2 separate regions of the Homo sapiens genome follow, and region 2 is linked to region 1. Evidence: chromatin contacts called from ENCODE Hi-C or POLR2A ChIA-PET data. All regions are on one chromosome and are shown on one strand. Each heading gives the region's core, a stretch centred on a gene start or an enhancer-like site at or near the end of the contact. The rest is flanking DNA. Distances are from core to core; before and after follow the strand shown.

The links. A loop is a pair of places that touch in the nucleus more often than their neighbours do. ChIA-PET counts read pairs that join two places held with the same protein, here RNA polymerase II (POLR2A). Pooled maps may share reads with other maps.
Region 2: a map of breast epithelium shows a loop between it and region 1 (20-fold over the local background). The contact joins two enhancer-like sites. A Hi-C loop is called at or near these places in 6 of 168 maps with a recorded cell type or tissue (B cell, CD4-positive, alpha-beta memory T cell, Right ventricle myocardium inferior and 3 more), 1 of 37 single-sample maps with no recorded cell type and 6 of 50 pooled maps. POLR2A ChIA-PET finds 5 or more read pairs at or near these places in 3 of 52 experiments (K562, activated B cell and activated naive CD4-positive, alpha-beta T cell).

The regions. Positions count from the first base shown.
Region 1 is chr12:92,183,454-92,187,114 of GRCh38, reverse strand. BTG1-DT (BTG1 divergent transcript) reads right to left here. Exons shown (of 3, transcript NR_135036.1): 3 at 1,331-2,989. Among named protein-coding and RNA genes, the nearest start is that of BTG1-DT, 39 kb to the right of the region's middle. Within about 2 kb of position 1,839, at least 5 of the 41 ENCODE cell types and tissues checked have a DNase peak (open chromatin) inside an H3K27ac peak, as active enhancers do.
Region 2 is chr12:92,222,526-92,226,577 of GRCh38, reverse strand. No RefSeq gene overlaps it. Among named protein-coding and RNA genes, the nearest start is that of BTG1-DT, 78 kb to the right of the region's middle. Within about 2 kb of position 1,582, at least 3 of the 41 ENCODE cell types and tissues checked have a DNase peak (open chromatin) inside an H3K27ac peak, as active enhancers do.

The DNA.
Region 1 (3,661 bases), core at 590-3,089:
CAGAACCAGTTGGTGGATACACTACTGAAAAAACCAGCGTTAGAGGCCAGTAGGGTCCCAACCAACACCTAAAAGGCTGGTGAAACTGGCAGTATAGAAAATTGTAAGAAGGTTGTAAGAAGGCTTTTTTCAGTGTCTCTGTGTTATTTTGGGGCTTATCAACTGAGAAAAAGTAGAAATGAAAGGTATATCATCTTAATGAAAAAAGCCATTTGTGAGTCTTCTTTCTTTATCTATTTGTTCTGCTTTATAACGGTCAAAATCCAGAAGAGGCGCCTGCGAAAAGTGATATATATTCACCATATTCTCCTGCCCCTCACCCTCCTTTTGGGAGGCACCAAACTTCCCTTTCCGATTCGGAGGTCTTTTGGACATAGTTTATACTGTCATTGTATCTTTCAGGCTCTATTTAAATTGATAGAACCAAGAGACACAAGAAATCTTTACCAAAATGAGAAACCAACTTGAGGTAATCTTTTGGGAATTTCTTTGCTTTCTTATATAGCATCCAACACATGGCTCTGTTCTGGTATGTTTAGGAAATCGTGCCCATCCTGTCTCTTTGTTTGCTTTTTAAACCCGCTTTTTTGATTTCTTGCAAATTTTTCTGTCCAAAGCTAAATTGATTCTGCACAGCAAAGATAAACTCCAATCCAGAAACTGAAGAGAAACTGTTTATGTGGTTGAGGTGCATATTTATAGGATTCCTGATTCAGTGGTGAGACCTGGAGGAGCTGCACCGCAGCTGCTGGTCTATACAATGGCCCTTTTTCAGTTCTATGAAATGAGAGGTTTTCATCTCCTCCAGGAAGATTTTCAGGTCTGGTCCACAGATGGCTGACATTTGGGCCTTTTCTTAGATCTTCTTGTGACTTCTTAAATAAAATTTTGAGGTTAAATGTATAAATAATATGGAAGGAACTAAACGCTTGAGGTTAATGTTTGCAGGAAAAACCAGGGAGGGGACTTTTGCTAAAGGTGTTTTTTGAAATGCTGCTCAACTTCCTACTTGACACAGTAACCCAAGATAAGGGGTTTTCACCATTTTTTTTTCAATTTTTATAATTACCACAAAAACGTACCTTGTAATCTGAAGCAGAGAAACATTCAAATTTATCATAGTGTTATCCTATTTTTTTTGCTTACTTTTTCCACTGTATAAGATGATGAGAGAAAACTAAGATGTTTAGAAAATGAAAAGCATGGAAAAATAAATGACCTCCATGAAAGTATTTAGGGTTTTAAAAGAAGAAGGAGGAGGAGGATGAGGAGGAGGAGGAGGAGGAAGAAGGGGAGGAGAGGAAGAAATGCCACAACCACCATGTATTTTCACTATCTACTTGAAAATTTCAGCAATTTTCATCTTCATAGGATTTATTTTCCTAGTAGTAAGAATTCCTAGTATTTTGTTTTCTCATATCTCAGCCTTTATCACTATTAAATACTCTGTTAGTTGTGTTTGTGTATGTGTGACAAAGGAACTTAGAAATGTAGTAATATATTTTCTCATAATACAATTGCCTCTTGATTCTAAATTTGGATTTAATTAAACTATTCGATATATGTAAGAAGTTTTGATTGTAAATAATAGAAAAGAATTTTGGAGAATTTAGGCAAGCATTCAGATGTACTGCAGGGATATTTGGGCTATTTTACAGTGCCTAAGGACTGAAATATGTCAGTGTGTTAGGTTGCTTTTAAAACAGCTCTCAAAGATTTCTGCCTCCTGATACCCACACCTTGTGTCATTTCCTTCCCATGAGTAGAGGCTGGATGTAGTGGCTTCTAACAAGAAGAGAGCAGCAAAAGTCATAAGATTCTCCTCCAAGATTAGACCATGACTTCCTTCTTGGTGGCTTTTTCTCTTTTCACTCTGACAAAGGCAGATGCCATGCTGTGAGCTGAGAAGCTTATGTGACAAGAAACTGAGTGCAGCCTCTGGCCAACAGGTGGTGAGAAACTGAGGCTATTAGTGTAACAGTCTGCAGGAAACTGAATCCTACTGCAGCCATATGAGTGAACTTGGGAAAGGATCCTTCCCCATTTGAAATTTCAGATGAAACCACAACCTCAGTCAGGACTTTGACTGCAAACTCGTGGAAGACTCTGACACAGGGGATCCAACTACTCCCTGTCTAGATTCTCAGCCCACAGAAATTGTGGGATAATACATGCTGTTGTGTTAAGCCACTTAGTTTTGAGGTAATTTGGTATACAACAGCACATAAGTGATATAGTTAGCAAAAGTGTATGAGCCCTGAGGGTTGGCAGAGTGGAGGGAGGGGTGTAAAATGCTTTTACTGCTCCTTAATTTCCTTTCTCTCTGGGTGTCTGTCTCATTCATCTCTCTCATTACCAAGCCACTCTGCCTGATCCTCAGCATCCAAGTACACCAATAGCTGCCGCATTCACCTGCCTTTAGTTTCTGTCATTTGGAGGAAAATTAATGTCTTTTTAGGCACCTTTCCAAAACTATAATGGCAGGCATTGGATTGACTGATCTTGTGTCAGAGGCTGACCTCTAAACGAATCTGTATCCAGGTGGGAAACATGCAAGGGAGAGATTGTGAATGACTCTTCTTGGATCAAGTGCACTAACAGCAATTTCTGTGGTGATTATGGAAACTAAAAAATGTAGTTAGATTTGCAATTCATTTCACTATTTTTCTTACTTTGGCTTATCATTTATATAGCATGAATTACTAACGTGGTGAAACTAATATATACCATCACTCTAAAAAGTAAATAAAGAAAAATTTAAGGTCTGTAAAAAAAAACTTTTCACCTAGAAAGTGCATCATATGGGACTTGAGATTGGTACAAAGTACAGTCCAAGATGTAGAAAGTAAAAGCTTGACATTCTTGATTATTCAGGAAGGATATTATTTGACATTTGAGGCCAACTGAAGCTTCTTATGTCCGTCATATCACAAGTTCTTTGGGTCTCCACTTTCTGCCTATTGTCCAGCATATGTGGAAATATACAATTCTGGAAAAGGGGGATAAAACAACAAAAACAGAATCAATTGTTGTACCAGGGTGCTGAACATTTATCAAACTACAACTGTATAATTGTGACAAATAAGAAGGTCCCTTCAGAACTGCCTAAACGCAGAATACTGACTGTGATCAAACAATGTAGAAAAAACAGAGTGGATTTGCTGCTGGAATCCCAAACAGAACACATCGTAGAAACCTATATAATATTTTGGCTGCTAGACTTGCTTCATATATCCAAAGCATTTTGTAAAGATTAACTCTGAAATCAGGAAAAATAAGCATACTTTATTGCTGTTTTGATGTGATAAGAGTACTGGTAAGAGAGTTAAAGAAAGCATTCTATTGGAAATGGCCGAGATAATAGAATCACAATTACAGGATGCTAAAGGGCAGTTAGTGGGTGTGTGGAGTGCCTGTGAAATCAGAGGCAGGGATGGAGGGGCTGGTGAAGACACAGTGTCCACATACAGCATAGGACCTGGGCTTTAGAATCATTCTCCTTGGGTTCAAATTCTTCCTCTGCCAAGTACCAGAGACTTTGGGCATATCATTTACACTCTGTGCCTCAGTTCTTTCATTTTTAAAATAGAGAAATATTGAAAAGTACCCAGCTGTATAGTTTTGCTGTCAGGATGAGCTAAGATAATTTATATAAACAGCC
Region 2 (4,052 bases), core at 333-2,832, 40 kb before region 1:
TGTTCACTTACTATTGCAGAAGAAAAATGACTTTAATCTCAAAGGCAACATTAAAAATAGGAAAAAAGAAAACGAATCAATAAAGGCAAAGGTCATAGAAACAGATGATTTGAACAGAAAGCTATGTTACTGAGCATTGGGGTTACATACACAGGCTGAAAAAATATGCAGCTAAGCAGGACATCTGGAAGAGAAATTACATGATTTGCATTTTGATATTTAACAATTTTGCATGTCAAACTTTTAAAAGAAGCTGTGTAACTGAAAAGGCTTGAAATAAAGAATTATGTCCAGTGATTTCATCTTCCAGCAATGTGTTTTCTTTCCACAGGAGCCAGATTACATACTCACATGCAAACATACACACACACACACACACACACACACACACACACATGCTCCACCATACCCTGAATCAGTTATAGTCTCCACTATGGAGAATGTGGAGATTGCTTCAAGAAAAAATATCTAGGTGATAAGGCTTATGAGCGTTGGAGTGAGCATGTTATTCCTTATTACTCCTGTTAATCACCAGATATGGCTAGTATCAATCATCATAAAACATTTGTTTTATTCATTTTCAGGATTTTTTAAATAATTATTTTATATAGGAAGAAGTTACCAAAATTTATCACTTAGGGCAACAGCTTTGAAAGAGTTTTTATCACTATATCCAATAAAGAATGCATTTCATTGCAATCCAGATGTTCTATTTTATTTCTTTTCTTATTTTTATTTTTTTTTTAGATACAGGGTCTTGCTATGTTGCCCAGGCTAGACTCCGTGGCTATTCACAAGCACCATCATAGATCATTGCAGCCTCGAACTTCTAGACTCAAGCAATCCTCCCCACTCAGCCTCCCAAGTACCTGAGACTACAGGCACACACCACTGCACCCAGCTCCTATTTCTTTTTTTTATTTTTTAATGTTGGTTGTGATCTACTAAATTTATTTTCACAGTCCACTAATGGGTCATGACCCACTGTTTGGAAAACACTGTCTTAGTGTGTTTTGTTTAAACTTTCCCACTGAAGTATCCTGAGCAGCAGGGGAGTGGGAAACTGTGAGATGGGGGCAGGTTTGAGAGAGGGACTCAGAAGGCCAGCTTCAAGTGAAAAATTTATTTGAAGTTTCTTTATTTCACCATTAAAATGTACTCGTCTTTATCCTTAGACAGCAAACAGGACCATTAGTTTTCTTTAAAAGGTTTTAAATCTCCCATTTCAATAAGAAGATGCTCTAGGGACACATGCTGTGTTATTGTGGGGCTACCTCTCCTGCTGCCTGCTACCTGGTGCTGCAGAGGGTATGCATGCAGCAATCTGCAAAGCAGGCCATCTTGGATGATAAATTGACCTCTAGATAGTATGGGAGCTTACTGTGGTCTCATGGCTGCCTGACAATTATTCAGCACAGGTCCTGTGGACGATCTCACCAGGATGAGACATTACTCTTTCGTCAACATGGCATGTCTGATTATGAGCCCTGTGCCTTTTTCTAGCATTTCTGGATCTGATGGCTGGAAAGGTGAGTTTCTAACTTGATGACTCAGACCCTCATTAACCCGAACCACACATGCAGGGCCTCCAGGCAGCCCGCTATCACAGAAAGTGCACAGATAGTGCTAACGAGGTCACCCTGCAATGGACTGCAAAGAGTTGGTAATCATGAGCCAGATGATGAATGTGGAGCCATGGAATCCATCATTTTGAAGGGAGAACACGTTAATTCTTCTCTTTCCATGCAATTGGCTTGACAACAGCTTGACATCATCCTTCCCCTGAGTCACTGAGACAGAGCATGCCAGAATAAAAATAGAGAAAAGGAGTAAATAAACAAAGGGAGGGAGAGCCTTTTACATTTTTAAGCACTTCCTTTTCCTACTTGGTATCAAAGCATACCAGTGGCTGGATTGGGATCCAAAGATGAGATTAAATGTTGCTACTGTGTTCTCTCAAAAAGAAAGTCTCAGAAAATTCAAACTTTTCCTTTGCAAAATGACATCAAGAAATGTGGGATTAGGTATATGCATTAAAAACAACAGGCAATTAGGAGATATACCTAATGTAAATGATGAGTTAATGGGTGCAGCACACCAACATGGCACATGTATACATATGTAACAAACCTGCACGTTGTGCACATGTACCCTAGAACTTAAAGTATAATTAAAAATATATATATAGAGATATATAAACAGGCAAACAAAATAAACAAAAAACCCCAATACAAACCCAAGAAAGAAGTCTTTGATAAAACTATAACTATAGATAGTTACGTAAAAGAGCTTAGGCAAAGAGCTTTGTTTTATAAACTCAGTGGAAGATTGTTGCAATAAAACCACTAAATGTTAATATAAACTTTGTCTCTCTCTCTCTCTTTTTCAGCTACTATGCTACCTATTGTCTCCATCCATAAACCAGACCCTGTAACTAAGGTAGATTTAATCAGAACGCCTTATGGTAGTGGAAAAAAAAAAAGGATCCTACAATTTGAAAAGCTGAGCCTCTGCTTTATTTTTCTTTTGACACAGGGTCTCGCCCTGTCACACAGGCGGGAGTACAGTGGCACAACCATGGCTCCTTACAGTCTCAACCCCCTGGGTTCAAATGATCCTCCCACCTCGGCCTCTCGAGTAGCTAGGATCATAGGTTTGTGCCACTGTGCCCAACTAATTTTTTATTTTTATTATTTGTAGAGATAGGGTCTTGTTTTGTTGCCGAGGCTGATCTCAAACTTCTGGGCTCAAGCAATCCTCCTGCCTTGGCCTCCCAAAGTGCTGGGATTACAGACATGAGCCACTGTGCCTGACTGAGCCTCTTCTTTTTCAAGGTACAAGTAGTTTCCTTTATTTTGAGATGAAAATAATATAGTACATGTGTGGAAATCTGGACTTTGGAAAGTTGAACACTGTGTTTCCCTGGCTGAAAATATAGTAATAAATGTCAAGTCAAAGAAATTGTTTCAGGCAGAAACAGCCACTATAATAATATTTAATTATCTTCAGGAAAAAAAGAAATACTTAGTTTGGCTGCAGAATTTAAACATAAAGCTATAAAATTTGGGACATGAATCTCATTGCCTTCTGGGACATTTATGACTGTCAGACATACTTAAATCATGGATTCAAAATGTATAATCAAAATATTTCACCTGACAGTTGTTTCTTAAAAATATATATACGTCAAATAAAAAGGTCAAATCAGATAGCAAAACTATCTTGTTAAAAAGCTAAAAATATTGTTGGATGATATAAGCATGCTATTGGATGACATGAAATATAGTGAGATGATATGAAAATACTGAAGCTTATAAAATGCAGGTTGGGGTTTTTTTTAGGCATCATGACTACAGGTATGGTGAAGAAAATGTTATTTTTGCTTTTTTATCCCAACTCATTTCTATGTAGGATCTCCCATCTGGCTGGAAAGCCTGTCAGCCATTACCAGCCACCTACTGAGGATTTAGTATCTAGAACGTAACTAAGTAACTGAAGTCTGTACAGATTACTGGTGTATGCAGTAAAGACTGATTTATAGCAAATTATCAGGGATATTAGCATATCCTAGAAATCATCGTGACAACATTTTAAAACATATGTCGTTTTTAACTTTTATATAACATATTCTCATATATTCATTAATTTTATCCCTACAACAATGATGTGAAACAAGAAATATCACTTCCTCTGTTTTGTTTGTTTTGTTTTGTTTTGTTTTGTTTGAGACAGGGTCTTGCTCTGTTGTCCAGGCTGGAGTGCAATGGTGTGATCTTGGCTCACTGCAACCTCCGCCTCCCAGGCTAAAGTGATCCTCCCACTTCAGCCCCCCAAGTAGCTGGTACTACAGGCATATGCCACCATGCCCAGCTAATTTTTTTGTTGTTGTTGTATTTTTGTCAAGATGGGTTTTCACCATGTTGGCCAGGCTGGTCTCAAACTCCTGGACTCAAGCAATCTGCCCGCCTCAGCCTCCCAAAGTGCTGGGATTACAGACATGAGCCACCCTGCCTGTTCTGTTTTCCATATTTTCAATAAAGGAATTGAGGGAC